Regions from separate parts of the Mus musculus genome. Here regions 1 and 3 are each linked to region 2. A link is a loop called in an ENCODE intact Hi-C map of the cell type or tissue named here. Cell type or tissue: left cerebral cortex. All regions are shown on one strand.

Evidence for each region. A loop is a pair of places that touch in the nucleus more often than their neighbours do. Peaks named below come from ENCODE experiments on the same cell type or tissue, not always from the same donor. Only the 100,000 strongest peaks of a DNase experiment are listed, where the experiment ranks them.
Region 1: a loop joins it to region 2, with 3 times the contacts of the local background. A loop is called at or near these places in 12 of 42 quality-filtered maps.
Region 3: a loop joins it to region 2, with 10 times the contacts of the local background. A loop is called at or near these places in 16 of 42 quality-filtered maps.

Annotation. Positions count from the first base shown.
Region 1 is chr4:14,430,998-14,438,997 of GRCm38, reverse strand. It overlaps the pseudogene Gm11836. Among named protein-coding and RNA genes, the nearest start is that of Gm2560, 140 kb to the right of the region's middle. In left cerebral cortex, a CTCF peak has its summit at 3,253 (motif pointing right); a DNase peak (open chromatin) is centred at 3,413.
Region 2 is chr4:13,773,209-13,781,208 of GRCm38, reverse strand. It overlaps a transcript of Runx1t1 not described here. Among named protein-coding and RNA genes, the nearest start is that of Runx1t1, 7.6 kb to the left of the region's middle. In left cerebral cortex, CTCF peaks have their summits at 3,167 (motif pointing right) and 7,390; DNase peaks (open chromatin) are centred at 3,441, 4,867, 6,541, 7,357 and 3 more places; H3K27ac peaks cover 1,099 bases.
Region 3 is chr4:13,095,014-13,103,013 of GRCm38, reverse strand. Gm11820 (a long non-coding RNA gene) reads right to left here. Exons shown (of 9, transcript XR_390410.3): 3 at 7,618-7,709; 4 at 6,407-6,623; 5 at 6,164-6,264; 6 at 1,084-1,958; 7 at 774-985. Among named protein-coding and RNA genes, the nearest start is that of Gm11820, 7.7 kb to the right of the region's middle. In left cerebral cortex, a CTCF peak has its summit at 3,958 (motif pointing left); DNase peaks (open chromatin) are centred at 3,968 and 6,517.

The sequences.
Region 1 (8,000 bases), 660 kb before region 2:
CATCATTAGATCTATGTTGTCTCCAGAGATGATGCTGGCTCAAGCAAGCAACTTCCTTCATCTGATGACAACTCTCTGGGAGAGAGCTAGATATAATTCATGAGCCCTTTCAGCAGTCAGGAATATAACCTTGACGTGGAAGGAAGAACCTAGGTGATAAACTATGGCAGCCAAATCTCTGAAGTACTGGCCTGTGGATGGGCCTAATAGGCAAAATGGTAAACCACATTGCAAAGTGAACATTTTGGGAAGGGGTCACTTAGAAAGGAACTCAAGTCTAGAGCAGAAATGTTTATTTTTGGTATGTGAATTTTCATAGACAAATTGAGGGAGAGATTGGATGGTGGCCAGTATGCTGGAAGTTATTCAATGCCCAGTTATACTTTATTCCTCTGCCCCCACATGAGGCTGTACTGCCTATTCCTACCCTTAACTGTGCCTGTTGTGAGGTTGTTTCCAGTCTTGTGTTTTAGCATCTTTATCAGCACCAACATGCTGCAGCTTGGGTGGGAAAGACAGCTTCCTTTGTGGTCAAAGGAGAAAACTTGGTTGCTGGACTTTTCTTACACTTCCTTAATATTTGGGGACTTTAAAAAAATAATTATTTACTTGCTTTAATTATATTCCAAAGATGAAGAAAGAAGATAAATGGATTGATCAATCTTCCGTGTTTGGCTTTAAGCTTTACCAATTATTTCCTAAAAAAGAAAAATGTACTGTCTCAAGAAGTGACAAATTCTCAATCACTAGAGGTATTTAGAAAAAACAGCCACCCTAGGGGAATGCAGGCAGGGTTCTTGCCTCAGTGTAGAATTAGAATTGAGCTTTATAGAATCTGGAACATCTGTGATTCCATATAAAAGGCTTTGTTATCATAAAAGGAATGCCATACAAATGTCAAAGAAGAGGAATAATATGGCAGCACACCCCCATTTGATACGTAGGTTTGTTTCTTGTGGTCTTTTACTTGGTCTTTTTCTATCACCCTAGGGTCACCACCATTCCCGGAAGAGGACCCTTCGATTTAGTTATTCAGAATTTCTAAGAGTCTCTCAATTGTGCCTTAAATGCTATACTTGTGGTGCATACCTAGTGTGTCATCAAGACTTCTGCCATCTTACAGTTACCGATATGACATCAGATATCCATTCAGAGATGAGGACATCCATTCAGAGAGAGATGTCTTTACATGGAAGTCTTCATCTTTGTTTAGTTGTTCCACATTTGCTATTTCTCCATAAGACTAAGTACCATGAAGAGAAAGAGTGCATTGCTTGCAGTTTTGTGCTTTCAGAAGTGAGTAACAGTGTAAAACAAAACAAAACAAAACAAAACAAAACAAATAAACAAAAAAAAACAAACCACCAATAAAATTGTAAATGAAAGGCAGAATGTTAATAGATAAGGTATTTGAGAACATCCAAGAATTTACCCAGTGCTACCTAGTTAATGGCTGTGAATGTTAGTCAGTAATATAAGGTGCATTTTAAACTTTCTTCTGAAATAGTTTTTAAAATACAGAAAGAACAAGTCTCTAACAAATGAACAACAATGGCAAAAATCAATAAAACAAACAGTATTCAATAAATTGAGAAGGGGACTAGAAGTCACTCTAGTGAGAAAGATTCTGCTGCCTGTGTAGAGATCACAGACTTTGCTACTGGGCATATTTATTTGAGATTTTTTTTCTCTCAGGATGAGTTATTTCCTGAGATCTGCTTCAGTTTCTTACCCAAATAGGCTCAAGCTGATCGTCCTCTTTCTGTTGGCTGGAAAATATCCAACCATGTCTACATCACAGCAGAGAACATAATTTAAGCTCAAACTGTGATTTTATCTATCTAAAAAGGATAAAATGAATTACATATTCCAGTTGAGCGTATGTATTCATAAACAGTTAAGCACACCAAAGTGACCAGTAGTAGCACTGGAATAGTCTAGCATCTGACTCTGATGGTCTTCCCTGGGCTGGTCACATTTGGAAGTGAAATGCCTTTCCTCCCCCCCCCCGACCCCTGCCATCCCCTCCACACACCCTGAAGATCATTTTAATGAGTAGGCCAAATGTTTTCTTTATCACTTATTTTATACAATGCTACACTAATAGTGAATGCTTACGTGGCTTTTGCCTGGTGCCAGTCAGTGCTTTGCATACATTAACACATTTAATCCTCATGATAGAACTGTAGGAGGTAGGACAATGCTCAATCCTCATTTATTAAGTGCTCTGAAACAGGGTCCCAGAGAAGTTTGGTACTTTGCTCAAGATCACACAGGTGGTAAATGGCAGAGTCCGGTTTTTGGTTAGTCCGAGATGCTGCTCAAACTCTAGACTGCAGTGTGGGGAGGATCTGCTCTCACTTTCCATGTAAAACAGCATCATTCAAGAAACTTACTCAAAGAAGTCCCGGTGTGTGACCCAGAGAAGCAGCAACAGAGAAAGGTAACACTGGAAAAGAGAAAGAATAGTTTTCTGGCAATGCTGCCTCAATATTTAAAATACATCATTCAGTTAGTAAAAGCTTAGTGGTCCATTGCTAGATATATAGTGATAGACGTTCAGAAACTTGTCCGGTGTTATACAGGAGACTTAAACCCACATCTACTGGAACCCAGAAGGAAGGTGAGAACTACATCTCAGGCCTGATTTCTGTGGACCTTTGGGGAGACTACTTGAGTAAGCACCAGAAGTTCACCATAGCTGCAAGGGACTCATCCAGGATTGGCAGTATAATTAATAGCCATAGAATTTTAACATTAGCTGCTGGTAGCTTCACACCAGCTTACTACTCACTCAATATTTGGATATATGGTCATTTGGGTACTTGGTACTTATATGTGTTTTAATTCAGTTTTGGAAATTATATGCAAAATAGGCAAAGCCTGTCAAGAGCAGTGGTAAGTGCTGTTGATTATTATAAAATTCCCTGTATTTCCGTGTTGTTTGATTCCAATGCTTCACAGAGCACATTGTTACTGCTTCAGAGTATGTTTAGATGGATATAGGTTGGAAGGATAAATCTCTTGTAGTCACCATTATTATTTACAATAATAGGCCTGGAGAGTCACTAAAGAATGTCAATAATTTTACTTTTTAAGAGGAAATCAGTGTGATTGATAGCAGCACCATAAAATAATATGAAATATATATGGTATCAAGTCCAATATAAAGGTACACTTGTTCCCAAGGGAGAGAATGTGTACTCCTAAACATTTATTTTGAAGGTAGAAATGTTAACAGACTTGGAGATGAAATTAGACTCTTCCACAAGGTGTCACTATTTCTCTTTGTTGAAAACGCTTTGCTATCCAGTTGCTTCCGAGCCACTTTAAATAAACAGAAATGAAGTAAATAATTCCTCCATTTTTAATGAGGGAGTCAACCAGCATAACAAACGGTCTACAGAGAGACACATTTTGATATTCAACCCAGCCCTGCATGCCAACTTTAATACTGGCTCAGTACAAGCTCCTTAGCACAGAGGATGACTAGTGTGGTATTGATACATATTTATAGAGGAGGATGCAAGTACAGTTCAATGATCTGTTCAGCTCTAAAGAAAACTGTGAGTAAAAGCAATTTCCCTGCTAAAAAGCAAGGATTTTAATTATCGCCTACAAAACGCCACAACCATCTTATCACACGTCCCTCCATGCTCAATGCTATTGACCCAAGTAAAGACAATTAAGTTCTAAAACCACTAGAAAATGGACTGTGAGGAATTTACAGCGCCCTTCTGTGGCAGCCATCAGATCATAATCTCAAGAGCTTGATTTGATTTTACATAAAGCAGAAGGGCCACTTTTTTCTCAGGCTATTGTCTTTCTCATGCCATGGTCATTTTTCTATGTCTGTCTTAGTCCATCAAAGGCAGCGTGACAAGATATCATAGATGGGGTGGTGCAGAAGACAGAAATGTATTTTCTGACTGCTCTCAAGGCTGAGAAGTTTGTGAGCAAGGCTCTCACAGATCTTATGCCCAATAAAGGCTCTCTTTCTGCCTCTTTTCTGATGTTGGCTGCTTTTTTCACTATATTATTTCACAGTGGTCAAGAAGGGTGAAGGATGGGGAAGAATATGAATGGATGAATCTTGTCTCTCTTTGGTTAAGGTCATTCATGAAGGATTAACCTTTAAGAGCAAGTTTTCTTCAAAACTCTCCACAAAATACTAGTCTAACCATTTTATTTGTATTAGGCTTCCTGATGTGAACTCCAAGAGGACACAAACATTTCATCTATAGAACAGTCTAAAATACCTTAACCACAAGTCCTAGGGAACAGATCAACAGCATAGTGACACGGCCTGAAACAGAACATTTGGAAACCTTTGCATCTTTCAGACAACAGGAGCCTTTCTTTCTTTCTTTCTTTCTTTCTTTCTTTCTTTCTTTCTTTCTTTCTTTCTTTCTTTCTTTCTTTCTTTCTTTCTTTCTTTCTCTCTCTCTCTCTCTCTCTCTCTCTCTCTCTCTCTCTCTCTCTCTCTCTCTCTTTCTTTTCTTCCTTTTTTTTTTTTGAGAGCAAAGAGAGCAAATTTTATTTGGTGAAGGCAAACATCATCCAAAAGAAACCAGATGGGCAAGGTGCTGTGACAGGGGAGCCTCTGGGGCCACACAGAAATCACACTGGGCAAGGAACAGGCTCGGGATACAGAATGTCCTCAGCTATTCAGCACCATCTCTTCATAGTTGATGCAACCATTGCTGTCCTCATGCCCTGCCACTAGCATCTCTACTTCTTCCTCTGTCATCTTCTCGCCCGGTGTGACAAGGACATGACGGATTTCAGCACCCATGACGGTGCCATTTCCTTCCTTGTCAAACACACGAAGGCATTCAACATAATCATCGTAGGTTCCCTGGTCCTTGTTCTTGGCCACGGTCTGCAGCATGGGCAGGAAGTGCTCAAAGTCCAGCACCTTCACATTCATCTCATCACTCTTGGGGTTCCCCAGGACCTTGAGCACCTCGGCATTGGTAGGGTTCTGGCCCAGGGCCCACATCACATCCCCACACTGGCTGTACAGGATCTTGCCATCGCCTGTTCGGTCAAACAGCTGGAAAGCCTCCTTGAATTCTGTGGTCGGGTCCTCGGTGAAGTCACACATCTTGGCTGCTGAGCTCTGCGGGACCTTTTCCGGCAGTAATGGCCAACAGGAGTCTTTGTGCCAGACATGTTTGCACCCATCTGTGTGTGAACTCAATAAAACGCATTTGGTGAAAATGTACCAGTCAGTGAGGGTGATCAGTTTATTCAGCAAATATTTGTTGAGCTCTGATTTATTTTATAGTTTTAGTAGAAAATGAAGGTTTGGAAATATGAAAGGGAAAAATGCCAGGTATCATGGAGCATCCTGTCTGATAAGGAAGAATGACAATCAAAGAAGTGTACTATGCTTCCTAGGCAATGATTGGTGTCTCCTTAGTATTCACACAATGCAGACCAAGAGCCTCTGCGCCTGGGAGGCTCTGAAGTTCAAGCTCAAGAAGCTGCGGATGCCCACTGAAAATTAGCTTTTCTCAGCATTGTCCACTTCCCAGGAAACCCTAAGACCACACCTCCAGATTAAGTTTGGAATCACATGATATTATGCTCTGCACTTAGTCTAAGTAAGCTATGTGTTTATGTCAATAACATTAATTTGAATGTTTCCTCACATAAACAAATTATGGGGAAAAATAATGAGCTAAATTTTCTTTTCTGATGAAGGTAACCTAGATAGGTCTTCATAAAAAAGCAGGGCAGGGTTATTGGTCATATTGTCAGGTCTTTGTCTTCATGAGATATTTCATTGATTGATCAGCATTTGTACCAAAATAAATGACTAGTTTTCTTCTCAGCAGAGTATTAAGTGTTTCAGCCCCCAGACAAGGCCATTCTCATTTCCATTTAACATTGCTGATACGTGCAGATAAGTGCTTTCCCCTGCCACTTTGGAAGTTTTAGAAATTGACAGAAAAGAACAGAAGTCTGCAAGTTGGGTTATCAAAGATGAGGACGAGAGAGCAAAATGAAACCAGATGTGCAACTACTGAATGTTGGCATCATTCTCTGAGTGAGTGATAGAATGTAGCAGTTGCCACTTAGAAAGCTAGGCAGAAAACTAGTGAAGAGCAAGAGCATATATTCATGCCTGCTTTGCATGAAAAGGTACATTTTAAAGTTTGATGTGATATGATTCAGCTTAAAAAAAAAACCTGTGTAGGTGTTGCTAGTGGGAATGCCTTTAAGTTTGCAAAATTAGTTTATAATCTACTTGTAATATGCAAACAAATAAAACTTGTGTCTTTTTTTTTTTTTTAATCACTGCTCTTTTCTTGGCAGGTTTTTATTCTGTTATTATATCAAAGCAAGCGACTCTATTCTACAGCTTTTCTGTAAAGATTCTCGATGAGTACGTTGAAAGTATCTATTTATTTTTCCTTTAGCAATGATAATTGTTAATTATGTCCCCAGGAGACAGAGCAGTTAACCGAGGCCTGGAGCCTTACATTCTGTGAACCCATGGGTACTCAGGGAATTATGTGAGATCACAGTACAGATAAATGTGTGTTATTTTTCATGTTAATGCTTATTTTCAAACACCTTCCCTCAAACGCTCCCAGCACTCCATAAATCCTAAATTACCTCCTCCTGGGCTTCTTTTCTTTACGTGTCACCCTTGGAGAGTCACACTCCCTAAGGTCAGTGACTGACACTGGAGTTCAATTTGTCTTTTAGAGGGTAGTGAGTCCCATGTCATGTGGCCACGTGGGCATGAGCCTCATTAACAATGGCTACTAACTCGTTCCCCCACTTAGATTCCTCTAAAATCACATGTTGTGATCATGGAGTAGAACTGGTACACACAGAGAGCAAAACGTATAGACCTACTTTATTTTCAAAAAGTAGCAATACCACCTCACTTGAAAGATATACATGATCTCAAAACCAGGTCACAGGATGCAAGGCTGATGTGGGAAAACATATCCTGAATGAAGCCTGGTTTTGCTCCTGGCTTCCACTATTCCAATACCAGAGAACAATTTGATTTGTCTTTGAATGGTTTTTTTTTTTTTAACATTCCATTATTTTGAGTGGAACTCAAATTGATTTCTCTAGTTTAGTGAATCACTGCAAGTGTCTATCCTGTCTGCTTCCTTGACATGCAACTCTGAATGGATAATTCATTTCCTGACTTAACCTTGTTCCATACTTTGCAAACATTTGGAACCATGACCCTGTGCATATCCACTCAGTAATCTCACCATGACTGGATTTACTTTTAGTTTCTGTCGTGTTGGGGTACATGTATGTGTATGCATGTGTGCTTGTTGTTTTAGTACAGGCATGCTCATGCCATGGCATAGAAGTCAGAGGATAATCTCCAATGTGGGTCCTTGTCTCCTGCCTCATTTGAAATGGGACCTTCTGATGTTTTTTTCTCTGTGGATGGACCCCTTCCTCCCTCTCATAGTCTAAATCTTTCCCTTACTACAAAGCAGAGAATTTTACAGAAAATATCTCTATCTGAGCAAGTGTGGTTGATTCTGTTTTGGGCTCCAGACTTGCCTTTGACAAATGGGACAAAGGTAACAGCTCAAACAGTGAATTCTGATAAGATACTCTAGAAGCTGCGCCCTCAGGTTTTTATTTTTAATTTAATTTACTTTTTCTTAGTTTAGTTTAGTGAATCAGACTCACAGAATAAGTAAATGTCTGTCAATGGGTGACCTCTGTTGTTTTTACATCGTTCTGTCCTCACTTTTGTCCTTTTCCGACTCCTTCCAAGGTGTAATCATCATCAGATTATTCATTCCTCTTGCTGAAAAGCCTGCTTTCTCCTCATCAAGACTAACTTAAAACAGTTCTCTTGGTCTCTCTCCATTGGACAAGGAGGCCACCATTTTTTCCCCCACTGAGTTATGTTTTCTCCTGTATGTTTTCTCTTGTGGTCCTGGACCTTTCCTAGCTGATGCCCCCCAGTTCTGCAATGTGGCTGCTTTTTGTCATCAGTGTGG
Region 2 (8,000 bases):
CCACCCAGCTGGAAGCTATTAGTGTTTTCTAAAGGCATCCCACTGACAGGGCAAACCTACCTAATGTGTGAGCTGTTGGGCTGAGGGCGATGGACCTCTCTGGATGAGTTCCTAACTTCTCATCACTTTGACAGTCGATTAAATAGATATAACACCCAGTGAAAATGTACATTAATTTGCTTCTGCCACTGAAAGACATTTGAAACTGTATTAAATAAAGGCCGTAATAGATTGTCTCCTGACAAAGATAAATCCAATTATACTTTGTCGGCAGGAAAAACAAACAGCGTATGGTTTAGGCTCCAAGGTAAGACAGTGCCAACCACAAAGAAATGAGTGGGGTAGGAAATAGGTTATAAAGCTCCCTGAGAGGTCCACCGTGCTGAGAGGCCAGCCGCCATCTCTTCTATAAATGCCTGCTGTAAAGAGCTGGACACAGTCAGACAATTTCTGCTACCTTGTTTGGGGGAAGTGATTGGCAAACACCTGCACCTCCTCGACTGTCAGCTGATGCACAGAGAGACCCCAAGAACTTTGCCTAAGTGACAAAGGAAGAGTGTTTTGTCTGTCACCGTAAGAATCTGAAGGGTGTGTAAACATCAGGGGGTCAAAGACTCCTTGGGGTTGTCCTAGAGGGCCTAAGTGCTAAGCACTAAGATGTAAGGGATTAAAAGGAAACATACCTGAGAGAAGGTTGACTTAGTAGGTGATTAGACAGACGTTATAGAGGCAGAAAGGCTGTTTTGCTTGGATCACTTGCAACTAGATGGACAAGCCCCCTCCATCCTGGGGAGACCATGCTATGTGGTCCTTGGAGAAATCCTACTCTATTGGGCCAGGGGAAGGCAGGGAGCTAGATGGCTATAACACAGCTCTACAGTTCATCTTTGTCTTATGACAAACTCAGTTTGACTTTTTCTTTTTTATCTCTGTTAGCTTATGTGGGTTAATACTGAGCTCTAAAACTAGTGTGAAACTTCCAGCCTCAAAAAAATAATGTCTTCTTAATAAGCCAATCTCTGTGGCATTTTCCTCCATATATATACATACATACATACATACATACATATGCACTGACAATCATTTTGGCAGTTTTTGAAGCAATGTAGCAATGTATTTTATTTTGAATTCTGGTCAACATATGTTATCCAGTGGGTAGGGTGATGCCTATGTTTAATACCAATACTCAGGAGACAGAGTCATGTGAATCTCTGAATTTTTGAAACCAGCCTGGTCTACATAGCAAGTTTCAGGCCAGTCAGAACTGCACAGTAAGACTTTATGAATGGGAGACAAAAAGAGAGAGACAGAAACAGAGACAGAGAGGGAGACACAGAGAGAGAAACAGAAGGAAAGAGAAAGAGAAAAAAAGAAGAAAACCTCAAATATATACACACTCCGCATATGAAAGCAAATATGTCTGTTATTATGTGCACACTGTGTAGGTTTACTAGTATTTGTGCAAAATGAAATCTCAAAAATATCACTTGCTAACAGAAAATAGAACCTGTATCTGTAATTATTATTTGTTTATAATAGTGGCCATGATCTTATACTAGCACAGTATATTTATTATTGTATATCTTTTATAATTGACAACTTTTGACTCTCAGACCTAACATTTAAGAAATTCTAAAATCTGAAAACTGTTTTTAACACACATTGGTTGAACATTATTTTATGTAAATGAGACTTAAATGTACTAATGTTCTTAAAAGTAGATTTCTCTGCAGGAAAAATGGTCTAAATTCTTTCTTTTCAGCTTTTAAATAAAACAACACTTAGGTTCTTAGCCCTAGTGAGGAATCCTAGCTTTATAGACTCTTTTAGCATAAAATATCATCTTCCAATTTAAACAAATTTAAAAAAGAGATCTGTAAAAGACCCACCTGCACACCAATTTGCAAAGAAGTTACCATTTCCATCTCGTTTTCCAACCACAAAACCCACTGGGTTAAAAGAGAAGGTACCTAGCAGCTCAGCCCTATCCTGTGACACAGCTTGTAACACTATATGGAAAACCTTTGTCTCGATGTCATCACCCTCCCATCTTGACTAATGGCTAGTTAGTTTTGTTAAAATGCAAGGGTGATGGCGTATGCTCCAGTGAACTTCCCCTCCTCTCAGCACCAGAGACAAAAACCTGCAGCTCTGCTGTGTGCAGGCAGCCATCTGGACAGCTTTCCCTCAAAGCCCAGCCCACACCACACTGCAGGCAAAATCAGAGGGCTCCAGAGCTCTGTGGGGCTATTCATGACATACCAATTTCACATTTTCTGCTTGTAGGCTTGCAACAATAAATGCTAATGAGGACCATGAATGACAGTGTTAAAGACAATAAAAAGGTCTCCAAATCCCTTGCATATGGAGACACTGTTTTCAAAACTTCACCTTCTGTTACAGCGATGTAAGAATCTAAGGGATTAAAAAAATAATAATAACCTAAGGAAAGCAGTAAGCTGATCAAAGCACAACTGAATTCTTAAGATTGCCAGAGAAAGCAGTCTGTACAAGGCCAGCAAACAACAGATATTACCAACCCCATGAATGCATAAGGCACCGTTAGTCTCTACCTTTGTGTCTTGGACATGAAGCTCAATGAGAAAAAAACCTTTCTGCTAAACACTGACACACCACCACCTTTGAGCCTGAGAAGCAGTTCTGCAAAAATGATTATAATCAGCCCGATGCCTGTCATCATTCTTTGACTTAGTAGTAAACATTCAACGTATTTTTAAATCAGCGAAAATGCAAGCTGGTTCTCTTCTGATAACATCTATCCTTAAAACCAATCCAATAGTAGAGGCTTAGAGGAGTGGAACAAGTTCAAATCCAGGCTAATTTACAGAGCAAGATCGGAACCAGCTGGGGCTCCAGAATAAGTAATACTAAGTGTGGAACTGGTAATGATGGCCCTATGCAGGGGGATTTCATGTGAGGGTTACTTTCGGAATATTCCAAATTTCCGAAAACGAACATACATATGTTTGAACCACATGGATTCTATATAATATACATTTCTTTCAATGCAATGAAATTACAGAACAAAAACCATAAACATAGGAATATTTTAAACACCAACAAGACTCTTGCTATGCTCAGAGGAACTGTGTAGTGGTTAATTCTTTTCATTAACACAGACTTAAACACTTTCAGCAAAATCCACCAGGTGGAGCAAGGACACAGCAATACAAGAGCCCACATTTTTTTTTTCTGATCATATTTTTTTCCTCAGCACTTTTTAATCTCTAACAAACTCCCATCACCTTTTCTCCATATTGCAAATTCTTCAAATCTATACACATACACTAATTTGTTACATTTGTATGTAGATTCAAACTTTAAAAAGAAAAACCCACTTTTAGCTAGAATGAGTTTTATTACCAAATTCCATCCCTAACTGTGCTTTCTCTGTCCAGAGGTCCCAGTATAGCACATCTGCTACAGCACCAAGACAAAATGACTCCAGCGGCGTTCGCACCCATCCGCCCCACCACACTGCTGTATATTGGAATATAGAAAATACAGTAGCGCTTCAAATCTTTGAACCTCAGCTCAGTTCGCTTAGCAAATTCAGCACTTCAACTTACTAAGATTATTCATTTATACCTCATTAACGTTTTCAGAAAGTTTGTCAAGATTGCCTTTTATGTGAAAAGGTCCCTTTTCCACTGCTGTGGGTACACTGACAACAGAACTAGATCACTGGCCCAGCTGGCAACCTGCTCTTGGCCAGAGCAACCCCTACCCATCCTCTCCTCCGCCACACCACCTGTTCCTGTCCATTTCAGCCCAGATTAACAGAGCAAGCTCACCTGAAAACCACAACTAGCCATTTGTCTTTCAGTCTTTCTCAGTCCTCTCTTAGTGAACTCAGTGCCCTGCTGATAATAGCACTGGGCTGTTCTCACCTGCATTCTGAAAAACTATGGGGGGGTCGGGGGTGGGTCGGGTGATAAAACCTAGCAAAACTTGGGGAGCTCAGGAGGCAGGGTGGGGCTTTAGTGAAGAGTCTGTTTGTAGAGAGTGAGTTATGAACACTGACAGTGGCTAAAAGTATATTTTTATACTACTTTCTCCACGTGCATATTGATGGTGAAGAAAAACTCTGAAGGAAAGGCAGGAGGATGCTACATAAATAGACAGGAGCAAACCTGCAGAGAGGGTGCACCAGGCACAGGTGCTTAATGCCTGTGAGCAACAGACCACCAGGCCAGGTCAGTCGCCAGGTACACCAGGCTAGACCAGCTAGTTAAATGATTATACACTTGCCCATGGCGCAGTATACAAATATTCAAACACATATTATTTCCATAAATATTATATGAATACAAAGCTGCTTTTCTAATAATTCCCATGAAACTTCTCTACAAAGTCCAACATGTTTATCACTTTGGGAAAAGCAGTGTAGAGAACTCATTGCCAGGAGTGGAGTTATGTTTGTGAATTCACCAAAAGAACACTTGGGAGAGGATGCACCTAGTCCTACAGAAACTTGATGTGCCAGGGTGGGTGATACCCAAGGGGGGGGGGGGGCTTCCCCTTCTCAGAGGGAAAGTGGAAGGGGTAAAGGAAGAACTGAGGGAAGGGGGATGGGAGGAGAGCGGGATGGGCATTGAGATGTAAAGTGAATAAATAAATGAAAATACAAAATATATGCGGAAAAAAACACTCTTTTTACATGCCCACAACTCTTATTTGTACTTTATGTAGGCAAACACGTTCCAGTAAAGGACAAATGTCCTTCAGACTGCAAGACAGAAGCCTACGGAAGTAGTTGGACAAACCAAATTACTAGACATGAAGTCACACTTTCCACTGATGTTTGACGGAAAAACTAGCAGCATCCCTGCTCCCCACCCACAGGGAGGACACTTCAGTCAGCAGGACAGATAAAGAAGCTGTCAGACTTCCTCTGGGGAAGGTAGCATCTTGTTATAGCCAGGAGGTCTCCCAAATGGCTCTCTCGCCAAGCAAGTCTTAGAATACTTTCCCTATGCAACGCCCCCAAAGCTAGACATATTGCTAACCAATATTATTTCTCATCACCTCCTGCTCCATCAAAGCATGTGTGCCCCTTCCTGCTGCAAATGTTAACACTATATTCAGATTCCAAGGAAAAAAGAGGGAGACCCCATCTCGAAAATCCTATAACTTTTCTTTTAAAAACAGGATATTCTGTTTTCATGTATGAATAAATAAACCATCTCAGAACTGTTAGTTGCACACTAAATTATTATGAGTGAGTCTGACCCCATAATAGCAACACACAGGATGTGATCACACAATGCTGAAAAATGAGTTCTCAGGAAACTAAGGCCACTCTTCCATTAGCTAATGTGTTGGAGGGACAGGGATTGTTTCATAGCAAGGCCAGAGGTTCAAAATGAAAGAGCCACATGTTTAAATTCGTTGAAGAAAGAGGAAAGCCAAATCTATCTGTCAATACAGACCAGAAGGAATGAACAGGAGTCTAGGCACTGGCAGAGATCTCAGCTTCACAGCCAAACCCTCTTGCACACAATGCCTCCTGAGAGAGAGGAACCCAGGCGTGAACCAGCCAGACCCATGGGACTGGCCTTGAAGGATGTCAGAGGGCCAGGAGGCTGCAGGAGATCCTGGGGTTTCACACATTCCCAGGCTGACTGTTTTGCTCTTCAGGTAATTAAACAAGGAAGCTATGCTGCCGGGTAGAAGCCTGACCCTGAAGTCTTGGCTCCATGGTTCTGCATATCAACTTCCGTAAGAACTGCCTGGAGCATCAATAGAACAGTCTCCTCTCACTCTCTGGCATTTATTTCCTTTCTCTGTCTCTTCCAAGATCTAACCCAGAAACAATTCCTGCTGCCTACAAAAACAACCACGAATGGAGCATGGATCTGAATTTATCACACAACAGCAAAAAAAAAAGAAAAAAAGGCCCTTTGCCACTCCCAGGAATTAACCCTGCACATTTTAAAAAGAAATTACCCAAATCACAGGAATTTATTAGAGCATTATATATAACAAACTCAGGTCATATACAGCAGTGTCTTAATCAAAATGGGTCAAAGATAAAGCATTACTTTTAATGTGTGCTTGATTAAAGGGTAAGTTTTCCCATTGAGTAAATGCTCCTAAAAATGGTTTAGTTCACAAATTAAGTATTTATTGTAATTCCTACAATTGTTTCAAGTAACTGTCATTAATACAAGGAATCACCTATAGTCTGTTTGATTTCACCAAGAATCTTATCTAAACAAAATTCTTAAGTATTTTTTATGTATAATATCAACACCTCGTGTCATGAAGGTGAAAAGAATATCTCCTAAAAGATAAGAAAGTCACACTGTTTGTTTTTGCATATCAAGCACCACCCACCCTCGATAAAGTCTCCCTTCCTTTCAAAATCCACAGAGCAAAATATTGGCTGTAAGAGACAGAGACCAAAAGAAGGAAGAACACAATAGCAAGCCTGCTTGTCTGTGTTCAACACAAAGAACATTAAATGAAAACAACTGGCACTCTGCCAAATTCCTATAGAGGCAAAGAGATTCAAATAAATTGATTTCACGCATCACACTGACCTGGGATCAGTGTGCAATGCTACAATAAGCTCGAAGCTCCATGTGGGGCAAAGCCCATGAATGCTACTATACCCCTAGATATCAGACCAAAGAAATGCTAAAATAAATACAGGCTCTCCTCGCAAAATCAATTTTACCTAAGAATGAACCTTCCTATTTAGGTATTAATGCTCAAAGATGGATAGGGCATTGTTGATAAGAAAAATCTCAAAAGGTATTCTCTTTTTTAACACAAATATGGCTACTGGATCCTATGCAATATATGCAACTCGGTGCTACCTAAATATCCTATCCCAAATGCAGGAATATTAAACACACAGAACTCTGCACTTGAGTTTCCTGTCACTCTTTCCTTTCACAGTCCTGAAAGCCAAGAGATTTTTATTTTTAATATACCGAATACTATAATAAACCCATCTCAGAATTGTCCTTAATAGCCTGTAAGAGCAAGTTTCTCAGGCGAGATACCACTCCCAGCGGCTCCCAACCCATCTAACACTCACAAGGACACCTATTAAGAAAGAACAACTCAAAATGCATTATATATAGAGGAGCAGGCTCATCCTGGGGCTGGTTCAGGACTCCGGAGCTGGGTCGAGGGGCGGGGCTCATTGGCCCAGTGTGAGTTTAGGATGCCTATAACTCTGAGGTTCAGTCCCAGCACCAAAACAAAATATGATGGCAACCAAGCCAGCAGAGGAGACACACAGCAGCCAGCATTCTAGTGTCACTAGTTTCCAAGCTGGCAGTGCGCCTTGGGTTCTGTTTCCCTGCCTCAAAGTCCCCACACAAACCAGACTCTGGCGCCTCCTCGGGCTGTTCTCACTCACAGCGCCAGCTTTTCAGCTGGTAATTCTTTGCTTTGTCTGCTTCCAAATTACAACTCCAGGAACCCAATGGATTCCAGGTGCTTGCAAATGCAAAGTGTGTGTGTGGTTTTTGTTCTTCTTGGCTTCTTGGATGAACTCAATTCTCAAGCTCATATTTCTAGACAGCCATTACTATCACAAAGAGGGAGAAATAACTAGGAATACATTTTTTTAGCACAACAGAAAAAACAAAGGAAACCTGAAAGTTTAAAAGCAGGCTGTCGTAAACATGCCTGTTAATGGTCATAACTTTTAAGTTGCACAAACACATAGAGGAAAAGAAAGCTAGAAAGGGGAAAGAAATTCTGCACGGAATCTGTGATTTTTGACGCTGGGGACTCAGGATTTGCATATTATAACAAACAGACATACTATGGTGCACGAAGAAGCATGTCCCTACATTGGTTTTCCTCTGAAGATGCTTTTCCGCTCTGAAATGATTCAGTGCAGGCAGGCCACAGACATATTCCGTGTGACCGACGGAGAATGCAATTGATGGGGGATGGGGTGAGGAAAGATGATAATTTTATGTATCTACAGTATGTGCTCAAGTTTTTAAATCCAA
Region 3 (8,000 bases), 680 kb after region 2:
GTGGCTTGTTGATTGTCAAGTTGATTAAGCTGCTCCACTGCAGGATTCCATGTGGATCTTTCTCACATAAATTATTCCAATCAGAGTGAAATTTGCTTGTGTTAAAAAAAAATTATGTGTCTGACAGGTGATGGTTGCCTCCAAGGACTTGATCAAAAAAAGAAATTTATAATTAGGAGGACTTATTTAAGGTTCATGGGCTGATGTAGTGTGAATCCATGACTAACTGGGAAGAAAAGAGTAGAAGTACTATGCATTTCAGTGTGTGGTTTGGCACTTGCTAACCCTGACTACAGGAAGCTCATTTCTTCATACTTCTGATTTCTCTCTCTCAAATAAAGCTGGTATTTAAATTATACATATAAAAATTGACAAACATTTTAGTTAAAAGGAGTAAAATATCAGCAATGCTCCTACACTGTAGTAATAATATTGATACTGTGAATTATTGTGGTCAGGATTAAACAAGTTAATATACAGAAACATTCAAGACAGTGATCGGGGCCTGTTAAGTAATATATATATATATATATATATATATATATATATATATATATATATATATATATATATATATATATACACATATATATACATATATATACATATACATATATATATATGTTATAATATTTTTAATCTTTTTACAATTCAGCTTATGAGAAGAGAAACAAAGAGTACATATTAGTGGTTTCTGTTCGGCATGCTGTTTCCCTGTCTTAGGTTGCAACAAGAGCACCTCCCACCATTTCTCCAGTATGAGACTAGGATACCTGGTTGAAGGAATGGCTGTATCAAAAGAGGATCAAATGAAAGCTCTCAAGGAGCATAAGGACAAAGTCTTAGATCAGTGTTTTCATTCCAGTGGCTGGTTCTTCACGTTAAGGTTGAAAAATCAAGCGATAACATTTAGTGTGGGCAAAAAAGCCTGTTTAGTAATAGGTCCAAGAAAGTCTAGTGAGCAAGGAAGACTCAAAAGCCACTCCTGTAAGAAAGAAAAAAACAACCCTTCAATTTGTAATGCTTTTGATAAATCTCTTGCTTTATGACTAGGGGGATTTGACCCTCCACAAACCATCCCACCTCATAACAGAATGGCCACTTGAGGTATGTTTTCTCTTCTGAGCTCCAAGTTCATATGAGCTTCTCAGAAAATAGCTCAAAATGCTGCCGTTATGTTTACCCTGAGGGAATGAGAAGAGTAGTTATAGTTCTTATAAGGTGTTATCTCTCTGGAGAAAGGCAGATGTATCAGGATATGAATGCGATAAATTCCCTTGCTGTTCAACTGTAAATCCACAACAGTCCCTTCCAAGAAAATTGCCATAAACCCCATCATCATCTCAAAGCCTGTGTTTCTCCACAAGTTGCTCACTCAGATGTCCCAAGCCTTTCAAAAATTACTACTTGCTCTTCTTACACATTTTCCAATTTCATCATGTGCTCACTTCAAGGTGTAGGGGATAGCAAGAAGAAATGTTAAGTGTCACTTTGCCCAGACTTTACTATAATCTAATTATTGTAAATTATGTGAACAGCTGTCACCAGCATAAGCAAATAACAGATTTTCGTTTTATACTAAATGCATTGATTATTGTTGTCAAACACTTACATTACATATGATCACATGGTTGCAACAATAGTTCTATTCTAAGCTGACCACTGATACATAACATAATTCTAAACAGTGTCGTGCATTGTAAATGTGCTAGTCCTCTGCTATTGAGTGGAAGAGAGGCTGGCCTATCTTGGTTATGTCTATCAGTATTATAGCATAGACTATCTGTGTGCCCATTCTGGTTAATTCTACTTCTTATGCTATTTTACGTGATGTGAATGGCTATTATTTAGAATGGTATAACAAACATAACTTAATTTTTGACTTCCAAATGCAACTCTACCATGTATTGCCACCAGGACTAAAATAGCAGCAGCGTACTCTGGGATGATGTCATTCCCTATAAATAAAACAAAACAAGAAAATCAGGCATAAAAAAAAATCTACAAGCCAATGAGAAATAGCTCAGAACTGAAGTAACTCCATAGTTCTAACAGAACAAAGAAGTTCTTCCTGACTCTTAATTCCCTTGTCATTGTTCTCCAAGTAACAAAACTTATCAGGATTGATTTATTTGAAACAAATAGTGTTGATGTTCTAAGATATAATATTGGCATAGTAATCTTGGAAATAATAATAAGAACACAATTATATAATACCATGTAATTTAGACGATGGTAATTCTTAATACTCATAAGAATACTATTGTCTTTATGTTAGCATAAAAATATCAGGCTTCTGAAACCCTGCAGTGACCTCTATATTAAATCCAGTGTTCTGACTGAAACCATGCTACAGGACCCCATTTCATTTGTGGGGCTTACTTTGTTGATAAGGTGCCTAAAAATCTGAAAATTAGAGAAATGGCTCTTATTAAAAACAAAATATTCATTATAAAATATTTTATAGTTATATTACATATTATAATTATATATTATAATATAGAAAGCAAAACATTCTTAGGATATAAGAATAAGAATCCGGCTACCTGCTGGAGTCTTAACTGGACTGTCTGCTGCCTGAAACTTATATTGTTATATACCCTTCCACTCTAAGTCATGCTTACCTAAGGATAACACACTGAACACTGGTAAAGGACATTTTCAGTTAATTCACTCTCTAGGCAGACACGGATGCAGGGAGGACAGGTCTTGGGAGGACCCTGCCAATTTACCAAGCATCAATTCTCTGTGTACAGAGGGGAGACTAGATACCACAACATGGACACTGAAGGACCAATTCGAGTGGCCACTTAAGATCAGAAATACAATTTGAGTTGGTTAGCACAATGATTAGCATTAAAAAGAGATGGAACGGGCCCAGCAAGACAGCTGGGCAGGTGAAGACTCCACCCTCTAAGTGTCATGATGTGGGCTGGATCATTGGGATCACATGATGAAGAAAACTGACTCTCAGATGTCATCATCTGATCTCCATACCCACACCATCATACACATGTGCACACACACATTCATATAAAGCCAAGAAGTAGACACATTATACGAACATAAAACCACTGACTTAGTGTTTAGCATTTTGAGGATAGAATCTAGAGCCTTGTTCATGCTACACAAATGTTCAACCACTGGCCTACTTCTCAGCCAGCCACAATTCATTTTCTGCTTTAATTATAATTTTAATCTTTCTTTCTTTCCTTTTTTTCTTTCTTTCATCTTTAAAAAAAAATGTGTGTATGGGTGTTTTGCATATGAGCATGTCTGTGAATCACATGCATGGCTGATGGCTACTAGAACCCAGAAAAGGTCATTTGATTCTCAGGAACCCACTGTGTGGGTGCTGGGGCTTGAACCAGTATCCTCTGCAAGAGCAGCAAGTGCTCTTAATTGCTGAGCCATCCGGGCAGCCTGTTATTCCTTTCTTTCTTCCCAATAAATACAGGGTTTTCATTCTTGCAGGTCCTTTACATCAGAGTTTTCAATATAACAATATCTCATTGCCATTACAGAGAAAATAAGGATGATATCAGATATCAAGACTGTCTCATCAATAATGGTCCCATGGGAGAGTGGAAGAAGACAGCATAATTTGTAAATGATAGGATGGGCTAATTTTTCAGAAATTTCTTCTGGAAGAATAGATATAAATGTCAAAGAAATAACTGTCTTTCATCTAGCGCCATAGGATAAAATACTTAAACGTGGCAAACACTTTGGACCTTGAGAAACAAAGCACACACATAAATTGTGAGATGTCCATCCCTGGTTAATTTAATAAGGTCAAAATCCTTTTATGTATACAGGCATCATCGTTCATCTCTACTTGTTTATATGTAAGAGATATGGACTGTGCAGAGGCCATTATGTCTCCTGGTAGCTATAAAGCTACCGTGGACATCTCCTTCCACTTAACTTGTCAAACTGCACCAGCTGCCCCCCCTACTGGTAGTGGGGAAATTGCAGGGTAGACTGTTGGTGTTCCTTGTCAAGTCTACATCAGCCCTTTGAGGTTATAAACTAGGATTTAAAAGGTCGAGCAATGGTCTTGTTTGTTTGAACAGAAAGGTAATCTACACATCACTGTCACTGAAGCCTGGAAAGATGTCAGAAGGCAGGTCATTTCTTTCTACTAAAGTGTCTTTTCTTTTATTACCAGCTCTATAACAAGATTATTGAAATGATTCAACAATAGTCATGGCACTGCTATAGAAACCTGTTGAAAGTAAATAATAAAAGCATTTTATCTGAATGGCTGTCATCTTCCTGTTGAGGGATATATTTGTTACATAAGTGCATTTGTGTGTGAGTCTGCCTATGTGAGCTGCTCTAATTTGGTTATGCGGATAGGTGCCATTGTAACTTCATTTTAACCCTATTAGCAAAGAGGGGAGGGCAAGCAGTCTCAAACTGTAAGTCAAAGGAATTGCAACATGACTGAGTGCACTTGAGTCCCAACTGTAATTTAGCATTTGTATTCATCTTAAGCAGCTCAATTAGAAGAAGAAGAAAAAAGGCCACTGCCTTTAGAATAATGTTTTAAAATGCACTGGCTATTCTTAATGACAGAGGGTTAACCATTTTGTCTGTAAATTGTATCCTGCATTATATGTAGATTGGATCAATTTTAATAAATTAAACTACTATTTATAGCTTAGTATTTAATTTCCTTAAATATCTTTTTTATTATTTATAATACTAAACAACATGGACTGAGGAATTTTTAATTATGCTATGCTTTTCTATTTTATTCTTATCAGGAAACCATGATTTTGCAAAGATTTAATAATATTTTCATTTTCCTTAATTTCAAGTAAGTTATATTATCTGAAACTACTGAAACTGACTTATTAATGAAGAAAATTGCTTATAAAGTAGAGTAAAGAGACCATATTTTATCAATGTATCTAGAGCTTTGTCCTCGTGGTTCTGCCTAGTGGGTGCTGCTTGTTAAAAGTGAGACAGATAGTTCTTGGCTAAAGTTCCACAAATGGGGAAATGTGTGGACCTTTATACAGTCTTCTCTCTTGGATGAGGAGACATTTTTATTCCTAGGGAAGAAATAACTAAGTCACTCCAGGGAAATCTGCGCCAGAGAAGAAAGATTGCACAAAAGCAATGTCTCTCCAATTCTACTGTCTAGAAGGAATGGATAAGACAATGGGACAAAGAGACACTTTGTCTATCTAACAAGAGTATAAGGCAACATGTTACAGGTGGGACATATCTTAGTTGTTGGAAATGTTTTCTATTAAAAACTAGAAGCAATTAACCTAATTGAATGGTTTGCGTTCTCCCTCTCTCTCTCTCTCTGTCCATCTCTATCTCTGTCTCTCTTTGTGTGTGTGTGTGTGTGTGTGTGTGTGAGAGAGAGAGAGAGAGAGACAGACAGACAGACAGAGAGAGAGAGACAGAGATATAAACAGAAAGAGATGTATGTACACCTATGAGTAGGGAAGATATGCTCACTCATGGGTGTGGACAGAGCACAGGTCAAGGGAAGGTGAGCTTTTGATACTTGCTATGTATCCAGCTAATATCCCCGCCCACAGTAATATGTTTCAGATGCTACAAGTATTGTTACACTGATTCTTATTTAATGTTCACAGATCACAGTGCAGTATGGACTTTATGATGCTCTCCCTGTGCTAAGATGACTCAGGGCCATCGTGGGCCTTGCTCGACTGCGTGGATTAGTTTCCTTATTTGGCTTTCTTTTTGAATTGAGTATAATTCAAATATGAAGATAATTTATCCTAGCAAATTTCAAGAGGGAAAATACTTTCTTGGTAACTTGATAGCATCTTGAAATTATACATTAACTTTGCTATTTAAGAGGACAGAACAGAATTTTCAGGTGCATTCTGAATATACTGGTCAATACAATTAGTATTTTTTCTCGCTTTCAATTCTATTAAGATTGTGTTATCTGAAGCTCTGTCTGGAACTTGATTATGATTCTGAAGATTATGGGAACCACAGGACTGTTACTATTAGTGTAAAAGGCAATTAATTTCAAGAGAGTGACTTTTGACTCTTTTTAAATATTTCATTCTAAGTAATAAATATTCACAGTAGGAAATAAATCTGAAGAAAATGCATAAAAAACTGTGCTAAGGTATGAACTGATTTATTTAATGTCTACTCCTACCTTTAAAGTGTAGCTGAAGTCTAGATCTATATGGCATTTGTTCATTCTTGTCAATGAAACACTTTAGCCAAGTAAAACCGAAGTTAGCTTCACGCTCCTGTCTGTGAACAAATCAAAGCTCCGAAAGATTAAACTGCTGCCTCAGATATATGCAGACACGTACACAGCATCAAAACTCCCATGACGCTCAAAATGAAATAACTGACAATTCGTGTGTAAATTAAAGGTGCCTGGAAATATTACCAAAAGTCATTTTCCATACACAGGTCTTGCAAGGGATTGGAAAAGGAAGCAAGTTCCTGCGCAGCGCTATGCGGTCCGCATGCATCCATCAGCTGGCCGTTCTCGGGAAGAAAGAAGCTGAGTTGACAGCAGCTAATGCGAAGCATGAAGGGCACGCCTTAATGGAAAGAGGGCTTCTTCTGACCAGGAGTTTTCCCTTCTCATCCCAGTGGTGCAGCTGTTAGTTTGACATTGACATTCAGATGAGTTAGAAGCGGAAGGACAATTTCCATAAAACAACTAGCTGGCTTTGTTAAGTAAAACAGGTCCATTTACCTTCCCAGCCCAATAAAGTGTAACCAACCAACAGTTACAGAGAAAGGAAACACCCAGTGCCCAGCCCACATTCCTTTATCTGTGCATATTGGAAGTAAAGAGGTTTGATTTTACTGACTTTATATTTGGAATTTTGTTTAGTATTTTCTAAGTATAATAATTGTATACTAAATGATCTTTTTATACATACAAACTCAGCTGACTTGACACAACTTGGAGGATGTGGTTTCTATCTTTGTGACTTAAAATGTGTGTGTGTGTGTGTGTGTGTGTGTGTGTGTGTGTGTGTGTGTGAGAAGTGTATATACATGGGGCGCACATGAGTGGAGGTCAAAGAGACCAGAGTACAATTTGTGGGGGTTGGTTCTCTCCTTCTACTCAGTGGGGCTGGGGCCAGAGCTCAGGACAACCTATGACAGCAAGGGCTTCTAACCACTGAGCAGTCTCACTGACTGATGTTTCCCATCTTTCTTGCCAGTCAGAAGAGTGTGACGGTTCTCTGGGAAGTTCTGAATCTGAAATATGATAGGCGGTAAACAAGTCTTCAGTGCGGCTGGTATTGATTTTACTAGGTACAAAGAGGTTGACAATGAAGGCAATGAGAGACGCAGCCTCCTCCTTTAGGAAGCTTATACCCATTTTTCAGAGAGTTAAATCACAGCTATGTGGCCTCATGTCCATCAAGACATTAGTATGGAGGTGGTTAAACCTTCAGAATAGATTTTATTATGTTCTGTTAATCTATAGTCCCTTGTTAGTCTATTTAATGCCACGGTTATTATCAAATAAATTGTATTTACCAGTATCAGAACATTAGTGCCCAGTGCATATATATGCAGTACACGACATCCTGAAAGCCAACCAGGAACATGAACAAGTTTAAGCCAGTCACTCACCGAGTTGGAGGATATGCTGAGAACATGTGATTTCACCATTCTCTAATGCAGAGCGTGCAAGGTAACACTTTCACCTTGCTATCCTGAAAGTTCTAACCGAAATCGATTAGTGAGGGTAGCATTCAGACACATCAGACCGGGGGTGGGGGGGGGGGTGACTCCGCCTGTTTTGATTTTATTGCTTAATTTTTAAGTTACTTTTCTTCAGATTGTGTGTGGAACCTATCTACTGCTTTCAAACAAGCAGGAAAAATCCTGCTGAAGTAATGGTAGTCAGAATCAATAAATAGAAACAATGGAAACTAAATTAAAGCAACAGCCTGATTATTTTACAACTTGAAACAATATCCCCAAAATGAATGTTAAAAATTGCCTAAAATCGA